3 separate regions of the Homo sapiens genome follow, and regions 2 and 3 are each linked to region 1. A link is a loop called in an ENCODE intact Hi-C map of the cell type or tissue named here. Cell type or tissue: PC-9. All regions are shown on one strand.

What was found. Peaks named below come from ENCODE experiments on the same cell type or tissue, not always from the same donor. Only the 100,000 strongest peaks of a DNase experiment are listed, where the experiment ranks them.
Region 2: a loop joins it to region 1, with 6 times the contacts of the local background. A loop is called at or near these places in 6 of 110 quality-filtered maps.
Region 3: it touches region 1 in a loop (5-fold over the local background); 5 of 110 quality-filtered maps call a loop at or near these places.

The regions. Positions count from the first base shown.
Region 1 is chr2:233,483,193-233,491,192 of GRCh38, forward strand. It overlaps USP40 (ubiquitin specific peptidase 40), which reads right to left. Exons shown (of 32, transcript NM_001365479.2): 26 at 7,975-8,000; 27 at 6,173-6,291; 28 at 5,047-5,112; 29 at 2,575-2,785; 30 at 2,339-2,434. Among named protein-coding and RNA genes, the nearest start is that of USP40, 80 kb to the right of the region's middle. In PC-9, a CTCF peak has its summit at 3,583; DNase peaks (open chromatin) are centred at 4,089 and 5,359; H3K4me3 peaks cover 733 bases; H3K27ac peaks cover 5,161 bases.
Region 2 is chr2:233,409,812-233,417,811 of GRCh38, forward strand. All of the region lies in intron 3 of DGKD (diacylglycerol kinase delta), which reads left to right. Among named protein-coding and RNA genes, the nearest start is that of DGKD, 59 kb to the left of the region's middle. In PC-9, no CTCF peak of the experiment used is centred here; DNase peaks (open chromatin) are centred at 3,460, 3,940, 4,730, 5,550 and 1 weaker place; H3K4me3 peaks cover 770 bases; H3K27ac peaks cover 3,961 bases.
Region 3 is chr2:233,418,827-233,426,826 of GRCh38, forward strand. The region is part of intron 3 of DGKD (diacylglycerol kinase delta); the gene reads left to right. Among named protein-coding and RNA genes, the nearest start is that of DGKD, 68 kb to the left of the region's middle. RefSeq lists enhancers at 72-271, 3,362-3,511, 7,409-8,000, 7,877-8,000 and a silencer at 462-571. In PC-9, no CTCF peak of the experiment used is centred here; DNase peaks (open chromatin) are centred at 3,545 and 7,995; H3K4me3 peaks cover 1,332 bases; H3K27ac peaks cover 3,310 bases.

The DNA of each region.
Region 1 (8,000 bases):
TTAAGAAATCCTTCTTGCCAGGCATGGTGGCTCACGCCTGTAATCCCAGCTCTTTGGGAGGCTGAGGCAGGTGAACTGCCTGAACTCTCCTGTTCAAGACCAGCCTGGGCAACACGGCATAACCCCGTCTCTACCAAAAATACAAAAAATTAGCCGGGCATAATGGCACGTGCCTGTGGTCCCAGCTACTTGGGAGGCTAACGTGGGAGGATCGCTTGAGCCCGTGAGGCAGAGGTTACAGTGAGTGGAAATCATGCTGCTGCACTCCAACCTGGGTGACGGAGTGAGACCCCATCTCAAAAAATAAAAAAAAGAAATCCTTAACTTGAAGTCAAAGATTTTCTTATGTCTTCTAAAGATTGAAAATGAGTGGTTTTCACATTTAAGTCTTCAACTGGATTGCCTGTTGACTATGGTGTGAGCAGAGGTAAGTACAGGTTTTATGGGGCCTGACGCTGACTCAAGTCAAGCATACCTAATCCAGAAATCCGAAACTCAATGGAGCATTTCAGATTTCAAATTTTTGGATTAGGGAGGCTCGACCGTTAAGTATAATGCAAATATTCCAAAACCCGAAAAAACCTGAAATCTGAGACAGTTCTGGTCCCAAGCATCTTGAATCATAGATACTCAACTTGTATAAAATTAATTTTAGGGTTATGAAAATTAATGAATATGATTTTCCTACATAGATAACTAATTTTCCAGCACCATTCATTGAATAACCCATTTTTTAATGTTGCCTCAAGTATCTGTCACATTTCCTCACGTGTGTGATTCTGTTTCTGGGCTTTCCACCCTGTCCATGAGCCTGTTTGTCTACCCGTGCCTCCATGCTGCACTGTCGCCACAGCTGTGATCAGTCAACACTTGGTGAGGCAAGGACCCTGTCCTTTTTCTTCTCGCAGTGAGCCAAGATCGTACCACTGCACTCCAGCCTGGGCAACAGAGCGAGATACTGTCTCAACAACAACAACAAAAGAAAATCTTAGCTCTTTGGCCCTTTGCTCTAGTGTACGAATTTATGCTATTAATTTTATTTAATCTAATCTATATGGATTTTCATTGGAATTTCACTGAATTTACAGACTTGGGAAGAACTGATACCTTTACTATTGTGAGGTTTGCCTTCCAAGAACATGACGTGGCTCTAACAGAAGCTTTCTTTAACACTGCTAAGTATGTTTTTGTATATTCTCCAGAAGGTTTTATACTGATCTTGGACCCTTTCGAACTCCTCTATCAGATCTAATCATTTATCTGTGTAGTCTTTTGAATCTCCTTTTTTTTTTTTTCTTTTTTTTTGGAGACAGGATCTCTGTTGCCTGGGCTGCAGTGCAGTGGCACGATCTTGGCTCACTGCAACATCCACCTCCCTAGCTCATCCCTAGCGATCCTCCTACCTCAGCCTCCTGAGTAGCTGGGACTACAGGTGTGTGCTACCACACCCGGCTAATTTTTGTATTTTTTTGTAGAGACCAGGTTTCACTATGTTGTCCAGGCTGGTCTCGAACTCCTGGGCTCAAGTGATCCACCCATCTCAGCCTCCCAAAGTGTTGGCATTACAGGCATGAGCCACCGTGCCCAGCCTTGAATCTCCTTTGTAAGAACGGTTTTATATTTTCCTTTTCAAATTTCTTTTACTGCTCTTTCAATTTTTATTTACTTTTCTTTTGGCAGTGAGGGAGGGAATTCATTGCCCGTGTTGTTTAGTACAGTGTTAAACAGAAGGGGCGGTTAGGGGAATCCTTACTTTGGGTCCCACTTTAATGAAAATGGAAGCTTTTGAAGCTGGCACAGTGTTGCTGCTAGAGGTTTTGGGTATATGTGCATCAGGTTAAGGCGTTTCCTTCTATTCCTAGTTTGCTCTAAGTTCTTTTTTAAAGTCATGAACACTGGGTTTTTAATAATAAGTTTTATTTTATGCTTTTTCTGCATCTCTTGAGTCTGGCAGGATTATTTCTTACATAATCTATTCTTCACGCTGCCCTCCTCACATTCCTTGGATAACCTACTGTGACGTCATGTCACACAGTAGTGTTTTTAAAAACATACTTGCTGGGCTGAACTTGCTAGTATTTTACTTAGAATTTTCCATGTATGGTCAGAAGTGAAACTGGTCTGTATTTTATTTTAGTGTCCTTGGCAGTTTGGATACTGAGGTTTCAGTGGCCTTGTAAAGTCAGTTGTCCAGTTTTCCCTCTTTTTTATCCATTCTCTGAAACAATTTGTATAAAATGGGATAATCTGTGTCTTGAAGATTCAATAAAACGTCTCTATAAAATCATGTGACCCTCGTGTCTTCTCAAAGTGGTAAATTTGCTGTTAAACAACTTACCTTAACACCAATAGTATCTCCGTCTTTCAAGTAATACGGTGCCCCTTGCAAATAATCTTGTTTTTTTTTCTTTTTCCTCTTGGTTATTTGTTGGTTCTATGGGAAAATCAAACATCTTAAATAAGCAAAACTCAACCTCAAGTTCTCACTAACTTCTCTATCACTGTGAAAAATTGCATAACCTCATTGCTATGCCGGTAAGCCCCAATTTCTCTGAGACAGCCCCACAACTTTACCCAGCTAGATATCGGAAGCCACTCGAACTTTTCGGGAAAGTATTTGGCAATTTCAATCTTCTCCACGGGAAGACGATAGAAATCGGCAACTCTCTGCCTCAGGGAGCCGGCAGTCCCACCCTGGGCCGCGTTCCACACCAGGTCCAGGGCAGGGGCATAGGTCCTCTCACCAGGGATGCGCACCTGTGTCCTCAGCAGCACGTCCTGGGGGCTGTACCAGAAAACCGTCAAGCGCCAGATCCAAACAAACAAACAAAACCACGTGGTAACTTGAGGCATAATGGGCAAAGCTTCTCCTCCAGCTTTTCTGGTTTTTATAAGGAGAGATTTTTCCCTAAATGCTGGATGCTAGTGGCAAACTCTTATTCCGCATTTCAATTTCCTTTAATCTTGGAATGAAGAGCGGAAGTGAAGATCCCATTCTCGGTACACAGCAGAGCCCCCCCAGACGTGGTAGGGAACTTCCTCAGTGCGGGAGAAAAGGAAAGAGGTGGCGGCCTGAGCAGGTACGATGTGGCAGAGAGGGACAGGGTGAGAGAGGCCTGGCTTGATAGCCCGGCAGCTGGCAGGAGGAGAGCGGGCTCGAGGTAGGCAGTTATGCCCTTGACTCTGGGGGCTGTAAATGTGAGCTGCCATGAGGTAGCCAGGGAGAAGAACCTGAGGGTTGGAATTGGGAAGAGAGACACAGGGCGGGTGAGACACAAGGCTGCAGCTGTGGGAGATGGGAAACCTTAGCAGGAGGAGCAGAAAGAACAACACTCAGCAAGGCAGGAGGAACAGGGACGTGCAGAGGTCAGCACAGGCCATGGAGGAAAAGCTATAGATAAGAACTGGAAGGCAGCAAGGGGAAATGAAGACTGGTTCTTAGGATGCTGAGACAATGAATGATTTTTAGATGTACTTCTATTAAGTGTTTTTACCATCAAAAGAGGTCACGCAATGAGAAATGAAATGACTGGAAGAAAGAGAGTTCACGGGAAGATGTGGGCCCATGGAATCAGGGGAGTGCAGAGTGCAAGAGCAGAGGCTGCACAGCCCCATGTCCCCATGGGGGAGGGGGCTGCTGGCCAGGGAGTGAGGCCAAGGCCTGGAGCCCAGCACAGTGCGGCCAGAGGACAGAAAGGGCATCGGCACAGATGCTGAAGTTGCCAAGGAGGGGACAGAGGCTGCTGGAGAGAAACAGGAGGGACTAGAGGCCTCCTTGAGAGCAGGAGTGCCCTGGAAGTTGGTCAAGGACAGAAAAGCCCATGGAAGGGGCCTGAGGAGGCACACAGCTGCTCTTCAAAAGGGCAAAAGGCACTGTGCCTATCAAAACCTGACACAGCTTACAACCATTGTGACAAAGGGTCAAAATCATAAAGAGCTCACACAAATTCCAAGAGAGCTTTTCCTTTAGACTTCATTACAGAAGCAGTCAAAATACACGAAATAACTCAATCATGCACTCACAAAATACAGTTTGCAAAAATGCCTGAACTTATTAGTCATCAAAGCACTGGAGAATATGAGAACAAGATAATCATCTTTCATTTATCAATTTAGGAAATACCTAGACGATGAAATAGTCAATGCTGGTTTGTGGGTGAGGTAAAATAAATACTCATATTCTGGAACAACTTGCCTGAAGAAATATTTAACTATTTTAAGAGGTTTAAAATGTCCACACCATTTGATCCTGGAATTCCCCTCCAGGAAACTATTTCTGGTTGTACAACTTGTATTAAGAATGTGTTTTTATAAAAACACTAAAATTAAATACATGTTAGACATGGTTGAAAGATAACTTTCTCATATAACAAGCAGACCACAAGAAGGATACTCATATCATAATAGGTAGAGCAAATCTTAATAGTTCATGATATTTACAAAAGGACTTGTAAAATATTTTCCTACAGCGAAAAAAGAACAAGATGGTTTGATTGTAGACAATTTTGGGTGTATCTTTATTTAATAAATAATTATTGACTATGACATGGGCACAATTACTATTCTAGGTATTAAGGATATAGCAATGAATAAACCAAGTACTTATATTCTAGTAGTGGGAGACAGATACTAACAAATAAATCAGTAAGTACAGATATGTCAGGTGATACTAGGATGAAGAAAGTAGAATAAGGGGGCAGAGCGACGGGAGCAATGATGAATCCGTTGGATGGCAGACTGTCCGAACACACTGACAACAGCTGCGGGTGGGCCTCTTGCTGACACTTCAGGGCCATCATGGGGTCAATATGCACCTGGTGATTACTGAAAAATTAATTCTCCCTTACTGTTTTTATGGGAGAATAAGTCCCAAGTTTTAGATGCCCAGACATACAAACATATTTCTAGCACACACTCTGTTTCAAGTTGCTAGGCTACTTAGAAGCAGTGAAAAAAATGCTACACTATGAAGTTGTTAAAGCTTCAAAAGGCAAACGAGGTTAAGATACGTGTGTGTCACTTCAGATGCACAGGAGAATTTCTTACCCCAAGTTTTCGCCTTTCTGAAGGGGCTCTAAGCAGATCTCAATTCTCCGTCCTAGTTTATATTCCCTGATAATAAGTGAAACAAGATAATATTGAGTGACATAACATTTAATTTTCTTGAATTTTTTTTCCCCCAATTTTAAGCTTTTTTCTTAAGCAAAGAATTGTTTTCTGAGTACTTATAAGAACACCCAAACTTTTGGAAAAGGGGAAAAAATGAGAATCCTTGCTGCGGTGATTATTTAGATACTTGAGTCATTTCTTACTAAACATGTAGGTCTGGCTCTGGGAAGATGGCCAAACTGCCAAAGAAATTTCCCTCTGTTCAGCCGGGGTTAAGATTCTCATGCCAGTCACTTTGGGGTGGTAATCAGAACCGATTAAAAGCAGCCTTGGCCAGGCACAGTGGCTCACGCCAGTAACCCAGCACTTTGGGAGGCCAAGGTGGAAGGATTGCTTGAGGCTAGGAGTTCGCGACCAGACTGGGCAACATAGGGAGACCTCGTCAAAACAAAAAATTAGCCTGGTGTCGTGGCACATGCCTGAGGTCCCAGCTACACAGGAGGCTGAGGTGGGAGGATCACTTGAGCCCAGGAGGTTGAGGCTGTAGTTGAGCCATGATCACGCCACTGCACTCCAGCCTGGGCGACAGAGCCAGACCCTGTCTATTAAGAAAAGAAAGAAAAGGAAAGAAAGGAAAGAAAGAAAAGAAAGAAACGAGAAAGAAAGAAACAAAAAGCCTCAAGGCTGCTTTTTGCAAAGGAAATGACCCAAACCTGCTCTTTAAGTTCAAAGTTTCAGGAGGAGGATCAGCTGAATCCAACATTTCTGAGTGAGAAACAGCCACTCCTACTTTCCATCTCACTCCAAATGCTTTTAAGTTATATAATGTCACAGTCACTGGAGCACAGAAAAAATATACAACACTACATTTATACTTAACATGGAAAACTGAAGGCCTGCTGGAGTTTATGATGAAAAGTGTCACCCAAGTCACAAGCGTGGCATGACCAGGAATGGGCTTTGTTGTCACTCAGCTCAGAAGACTGATTCCTCCTCCATCCCTCACACCAGCCAGTGCGTCAGCAGCAGAGAGGGACAGTGTTGCGTCCAGCAAGGAACCTACCTGAGTGGCTGCCGGTCAGTTCGTAAAAGCCTGCCTGGGCGCTTCCTCTCCACCGTCCAGGCTCTGAGGTGGGCTGGGGACGGGACACCGAACTCCAGGAAAGGAGGCAAGGTCATGGCCTAGAAAAAGAAACAGACATTTCTCCAACGGTTTTAAAAAGCACTCTTCAAAACATACTGTTTTAGAAAAAAAAAATGAAGCACTACACAGTGGCATCTCAAGGAAAGAGTATCTCAAGTAATGATAACATCATTTTAAAAGTCACAGGAATCTCTCTCTCTCTTAAATAACACTAACCCTGAGCGGTCTTCATATTCCTCTGCACTGAAATCACCTTGAGAAAGAAGTGAGTTCCCTCTCTCTAAATCTGAGTCAAAAGCTTCTTTTTAATCATCATGTTTAAAAAATGAAACTTTGGAATTAACTTCCATGGGAGTAGAATTCACCAGGGCAGAGCCCGCTCTAACAGTACAACAAGGGACACAACAGCAGCCTTCTTCCGTGCCCGCGCAATCCTCCACCAGTGTCTGCTCTGCCGATGAATCAGCTTTTGATTCTGAAGTATTTCAAAATCTTTGGCTGCAATCAGTAGGCCCAAACTGCTTGTTCTAATTCTGAAGGGATCACTTTAAGCCCCTACTGATATACTTAGGTTGGAGCCTCTAAAATTACCAATATTCATCCATTTTTTGACCTAAAAACAGCAATTTTATATCTTTCAACTTAATATGAGAAAAAAAAAGTATTTTCCCATTTGTTCTCATGAGAATAAGGCTGTCTGCTTTTTCTTTTCTCCTTTTTTTTTTTTTTTTTTTTTGAGACGGAGTCTCACTCTGTCACCCAGCCTGAAGTGCAGTGGCGCAATCTCAGCTCATTGCAACCTCCCTGTCCTGGGTTCAAGTGATTCTCCTGCCTCAGCCTCCGAGTAGCTGGGATTACAGGTGCCTGCCACCGTGCCAGGTGAATTTTTTTTTTTTTTGTACTTTTAGCAGAGACAGGGTTTTACCATGTTGGCCAGGTTGGTCCCAAACTCCTGACCTCAAGTGATCCGCCTGCCTCAGACTCCTAAAGTGCTGGGATTATAGGCATGAGCCACCACACCCAGCCAACATATGCTTTTTCTTGAGGAAGGGTATTTCATATACTGAGGGCGCACAAAAGCCAAACATCAACAACCACTAGTCATATATAGGCCCCACATTTTCTCCTCTAAGAGAAGAAAGGAATGCTCATTTCAGTCCAACAGTAGGCGGATGCTGCTTCAACACTGCATTGTGCTTAATCCAGCCCTTCCATTTGGATAAAACCCTCCTTCTCTGTGAACGTTAATGCATAAGAAACAACACAATACCTAGAATATCTAGTTTAGCATCCTAACATAAAAGCTGGAGTTCTAACCTCCTGGAAAACTGGTAACACAGCTTTTCATAACAACATTTAACATATGGGTCACAATGGTACACAAACAATGTAAATAAAGGGATAAAGTGAATGCTTTACAAATGTTCCAAGAAACCATGTTTCCCTAAAAAAATAAAAATGAACAAAAGCCGCAAGTCACTGAGGATAGATTGAAACAAAAGCACAGCATGCCTGTCAGAGGAGGGACCAGTGAGGCCACGAGGAGCCGTCTGCACCATGGGCGTGTATTGCCTGCGGGTACTTACCACTGAACATGGCATATGACAAATGCCATATCAGAACAGACTGTAATTGAGGGAAAAGGAGATAGAAGAATATATTAATATCTCACTGGAAGAAGCCACATTACCACTAAGTTATGGTGCAGGAAGAAGTCTGACCTGAGACTTCAGCTCCGCCAGCGTGG
Region 2 (8,000 bases), 73 kb before region 1:
TTTTTAAGACAGGAGGAGGACTGTGGGAGTGGTTATCAGTAGATCTGTGCAGAAGGGTTGGCCCTGCAGACTGGGTCTGGTGTAGAATGTGCCCTGTGGGAGCTGCCTCCAGGCCTGTGGCTGGGTGTGTTAATCAGTGCTGGACTTCATACAGAAAAGTCGATGCTGTTTTCTTTTCTTTTTCTTTTTTTTAAATTTGGTAGAGATATGATCTCACCATGTTGTCCAGGCTGGTCAACATGATCCAATCCTCCTGCCTTGGCCTCCCAAAGTGCTGGGATTACAGGTGTGAGCCACTGTGCCTGGCCAATGCTGTTTTCTTTGTAGCTGAATTGTTCATTGGCTGCAAAGCTATAGAGGGTGGGTCAAGATAATTAGATGTTTGGAAAATAGTTAAGAGGGGGATTGGCTTCCACCCCATTCTTTGATTTTTTTTCTCTTTGAAGAAAGAGGGGGGGCTCAAGGGACACTGACCTTGGAGGCAGGAGCCTTGGGGTTTGTCCTGTGCCCGTCATTGACCGGGATCGCTTCCTTTTCTGTAAATCAAGGTCATGGGCGCAGCTGACTTGCCAAGGCTGTTGCCAGCTCTGCGCTGCCTTCTGAGGAACTTGATGGTTTGCTTCCTGTGAAAACTTGATGGTTTGCTTTAAGGTATCACTAGATACCTTGGGGTGATATCTAATCACACCAATGAAGAGATTGGGTATTTGTTTTTCCCAAATCCCTAAGTGCTGATTTCTCCAGGGCAGTACACAACCTCTTATCTTTAGCACTCACTTTGACTTGCATAAGTTTCCTGGCTTGGATGATAAGCTATATGGTCACCCTGCTTATTCAGAGAAAGGTTCATAGTGTTCTTTAATGACTATTCTAATACATGAAAACCATTTTTTGTGACTTGAGACATAATTGATGTACAATAAACTGCAGTATTTAAGGTGTACAGTTTGATAGTTTTTATACACACACACTTTCTCTCTCTCTCTCTCATAATTACACTGAAGCTGTCACCATAGTCAGGATAACATTTCCATCACCCTGAGAATTTCCTTGTAATCCTTCCTTCTCTGCCTCTTCACAGGCAAACATGGATGGATTTGTTTTCTGTCATTGTAGATTACTCTGCATTTTAAAAAGAATGCTATATAAATTGAGTAATGCAGCATGTACTACTTTTTTTTTTAATGTCTGGCTTCTTTCACTCAGCATAATGGTTTTGAGATTTTTCATGTTACGAATATCAGTAGTCCATTGTATGCATATTCCAGCATTTGTCTATTCTATTGGTGGGCATTTAGGTAGTTTCTAGTTTTGGGTTATTACTAATAAAACTATGAACATTTGTATACAAGTCTTTTGTGTGGACATATTTTCATTTCTCTTGGGTAAACACCTTGAAGTGGAATCGCTGGATCATATAGTAGGTATATGTTTAACTTCTTAAGAGGCTGCTAAACTGTTTTCTGAAGTGGTGATCCAATTTTATATTCCCACCAGCAGTGTATAGAGAGTTCCAGTTGCTCCACATCCTCACCAACACTTGGTGTGATCAGTCTTTTTAATTTTATGTGTCCTAATAGTTATGTAGTGTTACCCCATTGTGGCTTTAATTTCCATTTCCCTGATGACTAATGATGTCAACATCTTTTCATGTGTTTGTTGGTCATTTGTATGTCTTTTGTGAAATGTGTGCTAGGACATTTATCCATTTTTTTAATTGGGTTCTTATTGAGTTGTAAGACTTCTTTATGTATTTTGGATGTAAGTCCTTTGTCTGATACATGTGTTGTGAATGTTTTTCTCAGTCTGTGGCTTGTGTTTTCTTTAATGACACTTTTAGAACAGAAGTCTTTCTTTTTGGTGAAATTCAACTTATCAGTTTTTTAAATGGCTCATTCTTCTAGTATTCTATCCAGAAAACCCTTGTCTACCTCGGCTTGCAAAGATTTTCTTCTATAAGTTTTGTAGTTTTAGGTTTTACAGTTGGGATTATTATTGATGTTCTTCCCCCGACCCCCATATGGATATTCAGTTTTTGAGGCAGCGTTTATTGAAGATACATTCCATTCCTCATTTAATTACCTTTGCTGCCTTTTTTCAAAAGTCAATTAACCTTTTATTTTTGAGTCTCTTTCCAGATTTTCTATTTTGTTTTATTGAACTATATTATGTCTGCCTTTACTGAAATAATTCTACACTTTGTTGATTACTGTAGTTTTATAGGAAGTGTTGAAATTAGAGTCATCTTTGTTCTTTTCTAACATAGCTTTATTCTAAGTACTTAGCATTTTCATATAAATTTTAATATTAGTTTGTCAATTTCTATAAGTGAGGCCTGCTAGAATTTTGTTTGAGATTGTGTTAAATCTGTAGATCAATTTGGGGAGAATTGCTATCTTAATAACATTGAATCTTTAATGATGTTGAGTTTTCCAGTACATTAACACGATCTCTCTCTCTTTATTTAGGTGCTTTAAATTTATCTCAGCAGTGCTTTGTAGTTTTCAGTGTAGATGTCTTTAACGTCTTTTGTTAGATTCATTTCAATGTAATTTATGTTTTTATTTTTATTAACTAAATGGAATTTATAAACATTTTATATCTGTTTGCTGCTAATATATAAGAATACAGTGGATTTTGTGACCTTGCAAAATACTGCTTGTTTAATTCTAGTAGTCATTGTGTAGATTCCCTAGAAAGTTCTATATAAAGTTGTATCATTTGCAAATAGGGACAGCTTTACTTCTTCCTTTCTGACTCACATGCCTTTTATTTATTTTTCTTGCTTCATTGCAAAGGCTAAGATTCCAGTACAGTGTTGAATAGGAGTAGCGAAGGCAGGAATCCTTCCACCTTTTCCAGTCTTAACATGAAACAGTTCGGTTTTCATCATTAAATGTGATGTTAGCTGTAGGCTTTTTGTAGGTATCCTTTATCAGTTTGAGGATGTTCTTTACTTGATCGCTGACAGTTTTAATTATTAATGGGTGTTGAATTTTGTCAAATGCTTTTCTGCATTTATTGAAGTGAACACATGGTTTTTTTCTCCTTTATATTATTAAAAGGGCAAATTAAATTGGTTGATTTTCAAATTTAAGACAACTTTTCATTCTTGGGTTAAACCCTATTTGCTCATAATATGTTTTTTATTTATTGTTGGATTCAATTTGCCATTATTTTGTTAAGGATTGTTGCACCAATATTCATGAAGGTATTGATCTGTAATTTATTTCTCTCCCTTTCTTCCCTCATTTCTTCCTTTCTGCCTTTGTCAGGTTTTGGTACTTTAAAAAATAGAGAGTCAGGCCAGATGTGGTGGCTCACGTCCGTAATCCCTGCATTTTGGGAGGCCGAAGCAGGTGGATCACTTGAGGCTAGGAGTTCAAGACTGGCCTGGCCAACATGGTGAAACCTCATCCCTACTAAAAATACATATATATGTAGTGAGTCAGTGTTACCCCGCCTCTGTTTTCTGATAAAGTTTGTGTAAGCTTGGTGTTCTTTCTGAAATATTTGCTAGAGTTTACCAGTGAAATGATGTAGGTATGCAGTTTTTTTGGGGTAAAGTTTTTGATAATACCCTGTGATTTTTTTTTTTTAATGTTCAGATTTTTTGTTTCTTGTGTCTGCAGTGACATTTTCTGCATTCTCTTCCTTTTCCCTCTGATTTATGTCTGTTGGATGGAGAAGTAGAAACTTTATGAGAGAAGGGATATCATGGGGCTTGTTGATCTGTTTTCATCCCAGCGCCCCCGAACCATGCCTGGCACCAAATAGCCACACTGTAAATGCCTGTGGGGTTAATTGATTTGTTGTTGCTGTATCTCTATTCCTTGGCACCTCTGGGAAGCATTTTTGTCTCCCCCCGTCCACATGGGACCGTGTCGTCACTGTGCTGTGACGGGAGCTGGCTGAGTCAGGCTGGCAGGCTGTGGCTGCCCTGCATGCCGTGCCCTCCCACGGTGGCTCTTCAAATTCTTGGCTATGTGCCCAGCACTGGTACACAGACCCTCTGAGTCAGGGCTTGCCAATGGAAAAAATATTTTCAACCTTTTTTGGTCTTTTAAAATATTAAAACCTATAGTTGGAATTACTTCTTTTCATTTTTACAATGTACTTGAAGTATCAGAGGAATAAGGAAAGCCATTGTAAGCTTGGTTAGTGGAAAGGGATAAACCACCTCTGAGCATCCAAATAAAATTAGGAAGCGGGGGTTCTAGATGAGGGAGGACAATTCCAGGAGGCTCTTGACCTTGTATATGATTCCCTGACTGGGAATGTGGTCTGAGATGCCCTTTCCTGGACAGATTACAAATGACAGCCCCTGGAGCAAACACATGAATCAGCCAGGGAGTTAAAAAAGAACAGGGTAGTTTGGACTGGGCCTCTCTCTTTCAGGACATGACTGCTGTGGCTACAGACTGCATTCAGGTCCCCAGCATCTGGAAGGAGTCTGTGCCCACTTATCCTTTGCATCCTAAGGGGACTGGGTCTTTGTGCACCAGCAGCAGCCGTAGAGGTTGGGCTTGGGAATCAGGGGCTCCCTTATCAAAGCTGGGAAACTTAGAACAACAGCTGTGCCGCTCATGGACCTGTAGTCTCTCCTGTTAAGCAGAGTGCTGAGTTCATGTGATAGCAAACACAGCTCTGCCAGACCACAGGGTCACCAGGCAGGCACTCCATCCCTCCCTCCAGGGGGAGACCACGGCATGCCTTGGATGAGGTGACTTGGCCAACTGTCTTGTGGCCCCAGCTCCTGACATTACAATGTGATGACTGTGACACTTGGAAGAGAAATGTCTCAGGTATCGTGGTCCTGGGTCCTGTGGTACAGGACCTTGTCTCTGCGGTCCTGTACTTTTGCTTCACAATTAGAAGAATTGAAAGCTTCAGGTTGTTTCAGGTATGTTTTTTCAAGAAGTGCAATAGTAGTGTGTTTATAGATGTTTTCCTTAGAGTTAGTTTTGGGGGAGAGAAGATGACTGCCCTTCCATCCTGCAGGTGGATTGGCTGGGGAATGAGGCCATCTCTTTTCAGAGTGAGCAGTGAACCATTTTTGTCTGTACACTGACCTGGGGCTGATTTGGCATCCTGACCTTCCAGTCTGAGGGAGTTGGTAAGGGGCTGGAAGGGCCCATTCTTTGTGTGTGTGGGTATTTTTTAGAGACGGGGTCTTGCTGTGTTGCCTGGGCCGGTCTGGAGATCCTGAGTTCAAGCAATCCTCTTGCCTTGGCCTTCCGAGTAGCTGAGACTACAGGTACATGCTGGACCCACACTTTGGACTCTGTCCCTGCTGGCCTAGTTCTTTGCCAAGAGCAAAACTTGAGAGCACCCTCACACAGGTAACAGTTAGACCTTGTCAGGAGACATGGCTGTTTTCCCAGACAGCTGAGCTTTCAGACTAAAGCACAGAAAAGTTGGAGGACATGGGACTCCTTAGCCCACAAAAGAAACTCTATTTTAATTTTCCATGTGAAATAGGAGTAGGGTACGTTAGGGTAGGGCATCTTGGTTATGAGATGCCTGCAGCAAGTGCCATCAGGGTGGCTGCCAGCTGAGTCATCTCCCTCAAAGAGCTTTCCTGGAACCACTCTCCCCGGTGATGTCAGCTCCTTCACCTCCATTGCTGTCTCTAGCTGCAGGGGTGGTTGGAGACCCAGTATTTTAGCTAGGCCCTGCCAGAGGCCATTGGGATAGCAGGTCAATGGATGAAGGAGGTTGTATAGGCAAATGGGAGTAATTATCTCTGATCTTGATTTTTGTAGGAAATAGGCGTAGATTAAGGCATAGATAAATTTGAAAAGGCATAGATACATTAATTAATTAATTAGAGATGAGGTTTCACTCTGTCGCCCTGTCTGAAGTGCAATGGCGTGATCAAGGTTCATTGCAGCTTTGACCTCCTGGGCTCAAGTGATTCCCGCACCTTAGCCTACTGAGTAGCTGGGACCACAGGCAGGCACCACCATTCCCAGCTAATTTATAAATTTTTTTTGTAGAAACAGGGTCTCACTGTGTTGCCCAGGCTGGTCTTGAACACCTGGGCTCAAGGGATCCTCCTGCTTTGGCCTCCCAAAGCACTGATTGGCAGGCATGAGCTGCTGCGCCCAACCAGGCATAGATAAATTTAAAGACACCTTTTACTGTAGACAATTTGGAAAATAGAGAAAACCAGAGGGAAAAGAAAAAAAAGAATCTCTCAGTCCTACCACTTGATGTGTGAACCTCCAGTTTTCCCGGCTGCTTGTGTCCTGCCTTTTTTAAACACAATACGATGACATCAGTATGTCCCCCTTTCCCTCATTTATGTTTTATTGTGGTAGAATACTGTTTTATTGTGGTAGAATACACATAACATAAAATTTAGCATCTTAACCATTTTTAAGAGTACAGTATAAATATGCCCTTTTATAAATTACTTGTTTTTCCCTCCTCGTGTGGCTTTGTTTTCTGTGTGGTAGCCATTCTGTGGTTTACTTAACCACTCTAAGTATTGAACACACAAACAGGCTTGAATCAATTCATTTGAAAAGGTGTGGACAAGACTTTGTCCTAAGGGTGACACCTGGCCCAGCCAGCAGATGTGATTGTTCTGCCTTGGCCACCTTGCTCTGGGAAATTGTATTGCTTAGTCAGGTTGACCTTCAGTGACCAAAAAAGTGGATGGTAGTGTCAAGGGCTTCGGGTAGCTTATGAAACTCTTTTTCCTTCTCATCTTGTTACTTTCCTCTTGATACTTACTTGTTAACTACAGTGTTACTATAGACGCCTTTGGGTATATGCAGATTTACCATTAGTTAATCCCAGAGAAAAATGGATAAATTATGACAGCGTGGTGGCTGTCAGACTTAAGAATGCCAAAGCATTCCCGTTTCTCTCCCTCCACCCCATCCCTTCCAGACTTACTACCAGGGACCTTTGGTTTGCCTTTCCTTGTCACCAGGACTCCGAGGTCTTTCAGCTCCTTGTTTCTTCTGTTCAGTAGCTGAAGGATGCAGGTACTCTGCCCTCCTGCTGTGGTTTGTTTCTCTAGCGAGAAGTCCAGCAGCCCAGCTACTGAAAGCCAAGGTCACTAACGCAGGATGCAGTCAGCCCAGGAGGAGCACAGCCCTGGACATGAAGCTTCTGGTCTTACTTCTCCCACCTTCCTGCTACGGTGTGCATTGCAGCCGCAAGCTCTGCCTTGGAATTGCTTACTGTGTCTTAGTTCCTGTGTGCATTTTTTTATTTTTTATTTTTTTGAGACAGTCTTGCTCTGTCATCCAGGCTGGAGTGCAGTTGTGCGATCACAGCTCATTGCAACCTCTGCCTCCTGGGTTCAACTGATTCTCCCTCCTCAGCCTCCTGAGTAGCTGGGACTAGAGGCACCCGCCACCACGCCTGGCTAATTTTTGTATTTTTAGTAGAGATGGGATTTCACCATGTTGGCCAGACTGGTCTTGAACTCCTGATCTCAGGTGATTTGCCCACCTCAGCCTCCCAGAGGGCTGGGATTACAGTCATGAGCCCCTGCGCCTAGCCCCCCTTGTGCATTTTTTAAAAGGTGCAGTTCTGTATTTACTGTAGTGTTTATGTGGTAAAATTTGTTCATTTAAAAACATTTAATATTGCTGTTGTTCCCTTGATGCTTGGTTACAAATTTGCATAAGTTCTCAGTGGCCTGCCCCAGCTTACCTATTCCCATGGGACTTCTTTTTACTTTTATTGTGCCCTTTTGTAGAGTATGAGGGTTTTTAGGAACTCAAAAATTGCATTATGGCAAAAATACCTGGAAGGTTTTCCTGATGCTAAGATTCTTTTTAATTCCCCTTTTAATACAAATAACATGTATCATTATAGATAATTAAGTGCAGATAACCCAAACAAACAAAAACCACTCAAAAGTCTTATCACTGAGATTCTAGATTAAACACTATTATATAGACCTGCGATTCTCAAACATGGGTAGGGATAAGGCAGTGGGGGAGGTGAGATTGGCCTGAAGAGGACATTTGGGGACT
Region 3 (8,000 bases), 64 kb before region 1:
GCAGCGTGCAGAGCTGGTGGGCTGGGCGGGGTCTGACACAGTGCTGTGCGGAGCTCACCCGGACCTGGGCACTCAGGCTCTTTCTATATGGGGAACTCCAAGAGCTTGTTTGTGTGGTGGTGTCTATTTTTGTGTTTTGTGTGGTGCTCTGTGAGGAAGTCTGTTGTCTACGCACATCCCAGCTGCTTTGAATGGTCTGTCTCTGGGGGCTTCCAGGTAGGGAATTGTGTACGGGGAATCCAGGATTCGGGCAGCATCGGAACAGCAGGATGTGAGTAACAGGAAGTGACAGAAATGACCCAGGGCGCCAGATGCTTATTCTCGGCCACCTTTCCAAGCGCTGCAGCCCAGGAGCTATATTTAGCAGAGTGTTTCCGAGTGCCTCATCCTGCCCCCAGCACCGTCCCTTTGCCCCTCTTTTGGTTGGTGGCTGATTGCACGGTACTGATTTGCTGCTCCAGCGTTCCTGCTCTACTTCGTAATCTGTAGGCTCTTGCCCATTGACTTTAACACCCAGTTTTTGTTTGTGCTGGGTCACTTCAATTTTGATACACGTGGAGCAGCTGGAAACTGTTCTGAGCAGGAAGGGCAGCAGGTAAGAGCCCCAGGGGACAGTGTGCCATCATACTGGGAGGCTGTTGGGTGGTGAGTTCAAGGTCAGGGTTTGGAATTAAGCGGAAGGAATTGAGCTTCCTTGTAAGATGCTCCAGAGGGTTGCTTCTTGGCTTGTATGTCTTAGAAATGGAAGGCTGGAATTTTTAAGGTATAGGCTTTGTGGTGTGACTTTACTCATGTGCTAGAAACATTCTGTGGTTCTCACCTGGCCAGACAGAAAGCTGCAGGTGGAAGAGGCTTGTGTGTGGTGAATTCCTACAGTCTGAGCTTTGTCACGGGAAAATTTCCCTCCAGTCCCCCAAAGCAAGCACTACAGAGCCCAGATTTGTTCTGCTTTGGGTGTGGGTGGATTTTCACCTTGTCTGTCGACGGTGCAGGACCTGTCCCTGTGTGCTTTGAGGTTTCTAGGGTGTGATGTTGGTTTGTGGTTTGTGGAGGGGTGTGTGTTGGGAGGGAAGGTGTTTTTGCTGTTCTCCTCTAAAAGCTCCCTTCTGAGTGGTCCCGCCAGGACCTCCCTTTCCTCCCTTCATGAAGCATCCACCTTGTTTTCAGACACTCGAGCTATTTGGGATTCAGGAATTGACTCTGGGATGAGAAATTTGAGAGACAAATTAGGAACAGTTGTGTCTGCCATGAGACGCGTGGCAGTCGGCAGGGGCCTGGTGGGGTGTATAAAAGCCCTGGGAACCCTGCATAAAGGGGTTGGGATGGTAAAGGAGTGAATTCCAGGCTCAGGCGCTCAGGAGATTCCCCTCCCCCAGTTCCCTCAGCAGAGTCTGGCTACTGGCATGGTTTCAGGCTGACCTGTTAACCTTCCGTATGGCTAAACTACAAATATAGGGCATGGCTATATTGTGTGTGTCTCTAGTTCTGGCTTGGGCATGTTAGCATATTTTTGTGCCAAAACATTTAAAACATTCAAAAAGTAACACATGAACCCAGCTATGACTGCTTCCAGCCTGAGAAATAAACATAATAGATATAACAGAGGCACTTGGAATTCTCTTTCCTATCCTCGTTTCTTCCTGCTCCCCCTTCCCTGGGGGCATCCTAACTTTGGTGTTTGTCATTTGTTTTCATGTTTATATACTTTTTTGATAAGTGTGTGTAGGCATAAACAGTATATAGCATTGTTGAACTGGTTCTGAAATGTCGAATAAATGTTATCAGACTGGACAGCCACAGCATTACGCTTCCTGGATTTATCCCTGTGGCTACATCTAGCTTTAGTTAAATGGTTCAAGGTTTAATACAACTGATTCCTGATTCCTGGAGTTAAATCAGAATTTCTGGGGAACGAGGCATGAACCGCAGAGCTCCTGACAGGCGCGGCCTGAGTTGAGGCCCACGATGCTGGTTTTCGTGGCCTCTGTAGTGTTCCAGTACCTAAGACGTCCTGTTGTGGACGTACACTTTCCCAGATTCCCTGTGATCAGTAGTGCTGCTGTGAATATGCTTATCTTCGTCTTCTTGGCACATGGGCAAGAGTTTCTCTAGAATGTGTTTCTAAGGATAGAATTGCCAGGTGTGTGCATCTTCAGCTTGACTGGTGATCGTCAAATTACCTCCAGAACTATCAGCAGCAGTGGTCACGTATGAGTGATCTCATTTCTATAGTGTCTTTAAGTTTTTCTTTTTTAACATACCAAACTGAGGGCAAGATGAAGACCTCATGAGTGAGATAAGACATTGGACATTGCTGAGACTTTAATCGACACCGTGCCCTCAGCATGTCCACACGGACCTGCTGGCCCTGCCGCCACCCCAGCTGTAAAGCTTGCTTCCACCCACAGTGTCCCCTTCCTGGGATGGGAGCAGCACCCAGCCAGCTGCTCGGAGGTCACTGTGGACTCCTCTCTGTCTCACCCTGTCCCGTCTGCTGTCCTCAGAGCACATCCAGAGCCTGCCCACTCTCCTCACCATCATCTCGTGATGGGGTTACTGAGGAGCCTCCCAAAAGGTTTCCTGCCTTCTTTCCTGCATCTTACTGTCAGCTTTCAATAAAGCAACCAGAATGATGCTTTCAAAACTTGAGCTTGCATGGCTTCTTATTTTACGTGGAGTAAAAGCCAAAGTTCTTACACCTGCATGGCCCTCTGTGGTCCTGATGCTTGCAGGTTGGCCCCTGGCCCCCTTCCTGATGCCAGCCCCAGCCACGCACCACGCGCCTGCTTCTGCTCAGCCCTTCCCACCTCCTTCCTTGCTTCCTTCCAGTCTCTGGCTCCTTCCTCGCCTCCTCCCCGTTTTTGCTGTGGAGTCCCCTGGCCCCCAGACCTCTCTTTTCTGGTCTCCCGTTTTTCCATAGGGCTTGTCACCAGCTACTACTCTCCATGCTGTGTAATTCACTTCTTTAATAAGTCTTTAATTTACTGCCTGCATTCAAATGTAACTTCCGCAGGAGCAGGAATCTTTTCTGTTTGCTCAAGTGAAAGACTGCCTGAATTTATTTCTGAGGAAGAAAGAAAGAATTTGGAGCCCAATGATGAAGATAGCACAGGAGAGAGGAGGTGAAGTTGAGGGAGCAGTTTCTGACTTGGGAGGTTGGGGGGATGGGACAATTACTGGTCTCTGGGAGGCAGTGGCAGAAGGACCTTGAGGCCCCCTAAGTGTGTAGTAGGACCCCCGAGGGGCATGGCCAGTGGGCTGTGGGGCTGCAGAGGCAGCTTCTTTTGGGGCCTTGTCTTGGCACCATCTCGGCCACTCCCAGAGCATACATTGGTATTGCCGTAGTGGGTGCTGGGCTGGCCCGCCCCACCCAGGAAGTGCACTACTGTTTGAGGGCAGGAGCCTGCGATTCTGACATCCTCTCTTCATGGCTGAGCTCCTCAGGTTACATAGCTCCACTGATTCCTCAAGCACTGTTGTGTTTAGAAATGAAACCTTCCATTTCCAGGGCCCTGCCTTGTGCAGGCTCAAGTACCCAGGCCACGTGTCAGAGCCCATAGCAAAATGAGCAGCTCAACCGGAGGGCGTGGTCCATGACACTCCTGCGTGTGCTTGGACTCAGGCGCAGGGACAGGCGGGGCAGCTGGCATTTCTACCCACCCCTCCTGACATAGAGGACCTGGTCCTTTTCTTTGAGAATGTGTACCAAAGGTGTGTCGGCTGTGTCCACATAATATTTTCTTGGCGTCAGATGTTTCATGGGTTGCACTAACTACAAATACAGGACTTTAGATAAGATTACACTTTTAACTTGCGCTGCCCACATACGCCCTTGTCCTTAAGAAACACAGCATTGTTCTGGAGTTACTCCTTGGTTTTCCCAGTTTAAACTTAAATATTGTTGATGGTGGTTACTTATTTTTAATTAAAGCTTTTATTTTGAGATTCTTTGTACCCTTTACCCAGTTGCATGCAGTGGTAACCTCTTGCACAACTCCAGTACAATGTCACACCCAGGATACTAACCTCGTTACAGTGGAGATGGGTAGCCTCCAAGCCGCAGAGATTTTCCTTGTGCCCTTTTACAGCCTCACACATGTCCCTCTGTAACCCCTGGCAAACACTCATCTGGTCTCCATTTCTATAATTTGGTCTTTTCAAGATGTGATATAAATGGAATCTTATAGTATGTAACCTTTGGGGTTGGATTTTTCACTCAGCGTAATTCCCTGGAGCCTCATTGAGGTTGATGAGTCTTATCAGTGGTTGTTCCTTTTTATTACTGAGTAGTATTCCACGGGTGTACCACAGTTTGTTAATCATTTACCCCCTGAAGGGCATCCGAATAGTTTCCAGCTTTTGGTGATCATGAATAAAGCTGCTGTAAACATTCCTGGGTAGGTTTCGGTGCAAACATGAATCTCCATTTCTCTGGGATAAATGCTGAAGAGTGTAATTGCTGGGTCATATGCTAGTCACATGCTTGGTTTTTTAAGAAACTGCCAAACCGTTTTGCAGAGTGGCCGTAATGTTTTACATCCCACCCAACAGTAAGATCCACTTTCTCCATATTCTCTCCAGCAGGTGGTGTTGGCACTAGTTTCTGTTGTAGCCATCGTGATAGGTGCGTAGGGCTCTCTGGTTGTGGTTTCAGTGTGTTTCTCTGATGGCTAAGGATGTTGAGTATCTTCTGTGTGCTTATTTGCCGCTTGCATATCCTCTTGTGCTGTCGGGGGTGAGGACTCATTTCCAGGTGGTATAGGAGACATCCCGGCTCTCAGCTTGGCCTCCTCTGGATACTCTGTTAGGTGAGTGCTGGAGTGCCTAGCTGCGGCCTGGGAGTGGGGTGGGCATGGTTTTTTCTTGTGGCGCTGGCTGGAGTAAGGTGGGTGTTACTGCCGTTGTCAGTTTCTGTCTTGTCTGACTGCCCCCTTCCTGGATCCTTGGCCTGGAAGAGCAGGCTTTTGTTGGGGCTTTCCACCCACCCCCCCAGTATCCATCACTGTTTTCGGCTGCTGCTTCTTTAGCTCCAAGTCTAGGGTATACCAGGTAAAAAGAAAACCCAGAGGGCCACCACAGTGTCATCCCTTTGGACAAGACCCTTGTCAGGCTGCCATCTTCTCTCTACCTTTCAGGGTCTTTTTGTGTTGATTTTCTGATGCCCATGGTTTTCAGTTCTCAGTGAGAGGAGTGGGGAAAAGTACCTCCCTGTCATCTGAATTTGGACCCGTGAAAAGTGAAGAGGGGGTCCATTCAGAATGTTGTGCCTCTACCCATCCCTGCTCGCTCGTCATGACCGTTGGACCGTTGTGGTCCCCGGGCCTCACATTAATTACTCTTAGGCCCTTTTGGTTTGGCCTGTGGTTTCAGCGTGACACAGTTTGCTGGACTTTGATCTTTTTTGTCATTTAAAGTGTCATTTATGAATGAGATCCACGTCCAGATCCCTGCATGTCCAAATTCATGGTTAGAAATGGTTGGACAGGACATAGCCATTTGGGTGCTGTGATTCAGCCTGATGTCAATCAGTGAACTGCCTTTGTCATTATCCTCCAGATCTTATTTCTCCACCTTCTATTTTGAACTCTTGGGAAACCTGGTCAGAGTGGGAGGGACAACTAGTCAGATGACTTAATGAGATGTTGGTATCGTCCTTGTGCTGATCCTCCAAGCCAGTCACCCTGCCAAAACGGAAATGAAATGTGCCAGACACCGCTTGTACTGAGTGAGCTTGGGAGAGCTCGTGGTGAGTGCCAGTTGCTTCCCTGCCTCCGGCCCACTGGCCCTGGTGTGAGGCACCACCCAGATGAGGAGAGGCTGCGGGATGGAGGTCCAGGGCTCCGCCTGGAGCCCCCCTGCCTGGTGTCCTGGCCACATCAGCTCATTTGCTGTGGGACTGTGAGCAGGCCCCTCAGCCGGGTTCGTCAGGTTGTGGAGAAGCTGAATGGAGCAGATAACCTGGAAAACACGCGGTGGATTGCCGAGACCTTCTTTGTGCCTCGCCCATATTAGCCAAACTGTCCCTTGTTCTATCAGCTGCCATGTGTGTGTAAGCCAGAGTCCACCCTCTTTTCCATTTGAGAAATCACGTCTGCATGTCTCCAGTATGTCTCCTTTTTCACCATGATTTCTCAGAGATCACTCCCTGCGGTTTAATAACCCCCTGGGCTAATTCTTCCCAGGACATGGGAGGACATTTTGTCTGGCTTGGCAACTCATTTAGAGTAGCAAGGTATTTTCTCATTTCTCTTGGAAAATCATGTACTTGAATCAAGAATAGAAGCCAAAATTGTTCTTTCAAATAGAATTTTAAAGCTTTTTTTTTTAATCCTTAACATATAAACGTAAGACTTTATTTTTATTTATTTATTTATTTTTAAGATGGAGTCACACCCTGTCGCCCAGGCTGGAGTGCAGTGGCGTAATCTTGGCTCACTGCAAATTCCACCTGCCGGGTTCACGCCATTCTCCTGCCTCAGCCTCCTGAGTAGCTGGGACCACAGGCGCCCGCCACCACGCCTGGCTAATTTTTTTGTATTTTTAATAGAGACAGGGTTTCACTGTGTTAGCCAGGATGGTCTCGATCTCCTGACCTCGTGATTTGCCCGCCTCAGCCTCCCAAAGTGCTGGGATTACAGGTGTGAGCCACTGTGCCCGGCCGACTTTATTCTTTTTTAATAGCTCATTTTTGGATTGGCAACACATGCAAGTGGTACAGAAATCTTAAGGCTAAAAAGATATAAAGTGTTTCCCAGCCACTCAGAGGTCCTCTCAGTTAGAGGTGACTAATATTAGTGTTTTCTCTGTACCCATACTCTTCCTGCAATTGGCTTTTATCTATTAACAGTGTGTCTTAGAGGTTGTTCCATATAAGAACATGTAGAGTAGCTTCAGGGGTTTTAGTGGCTGCATAGTTTTCTGTTATATGAATGTACTGTCATTACTGTAGCCAGTCTCTACCAGCCTTATATTGATCACTATTTGTTTGGTTTCAAATATTTTGTCTTTATAGTGAATGCCGCCACAAATAACCTTGTATATACAGTATGTGATTTCTCATGAAGATACAGGAGAGGATAAATTTATAGAAGCATGGTTGTTGAGACACAGGTGTATATTTTCAAGTCTGACAGATTTTACCAAATGGTTTCCATAGAGGTTGTATTAATTTTTGCCCCAGTGTATGAGAATCAGTAGACCATATTATAAAACATTTGATCTCTGTGAATCTGGTAGGTTAAAAAATGGGATCTCCTAATTTTAACTTGCATTTGCCTTATAAGACAGCGTTTTTTCATAAACGTTGAAAATCCATTTCTAACACTGTTTTAACATAGTGCTGCCAGACTCTCATATTCATGCTTCATATTTCATATTCATATTCATGTTTCCACCTTTCTCTCCCTGTCTCTTGTACAGTTATTTTCTAACCAGATTTTATGCAGGAGTCTGGGCAGCTCTGCACACTTTTCTTTTGAGTTATGTGGTTATGTGTTTTTGAGAAATCCCAAGTTCTGTATCCTTTTTGACTGAGGTGCAGCATTCACATGGAGGAGTGTACTCATTACAGACGCACAGCTTGATGCATGTTCCCGACCACGGAGAACACTGCAGCCCCCGGAATCCCTCCTGTGTGCCCCTCCTGTCAAAGCAGCTGCTAGGAGAAGCTAGCATCTAATACCATAGATTAGTTATGTCTGTTTTTTTAACTTTATGTAATGCATAAGGAAATTACACAGAGTATATGTCGTCTTGTGTCAGGCTTATTTCTTTCGCTGTTGTAAGATTCATTACATTATTGCTTGTCTCCCAATGTATGAGTATACTACAGTGTATTCACTGTAGGCCTGTTTAGAGTAGTGATGCTATGAACATTCTCGTATGCTTTGATGAGGAAGGTATGCGTTTGCATTTCTGTGGGATGCGTGGGTGGAATTGCTGAGTCACAGGGTATATACAAGTTCAGCTGTTTTCTGAAGTAGTTGCACCAAATTGCACTG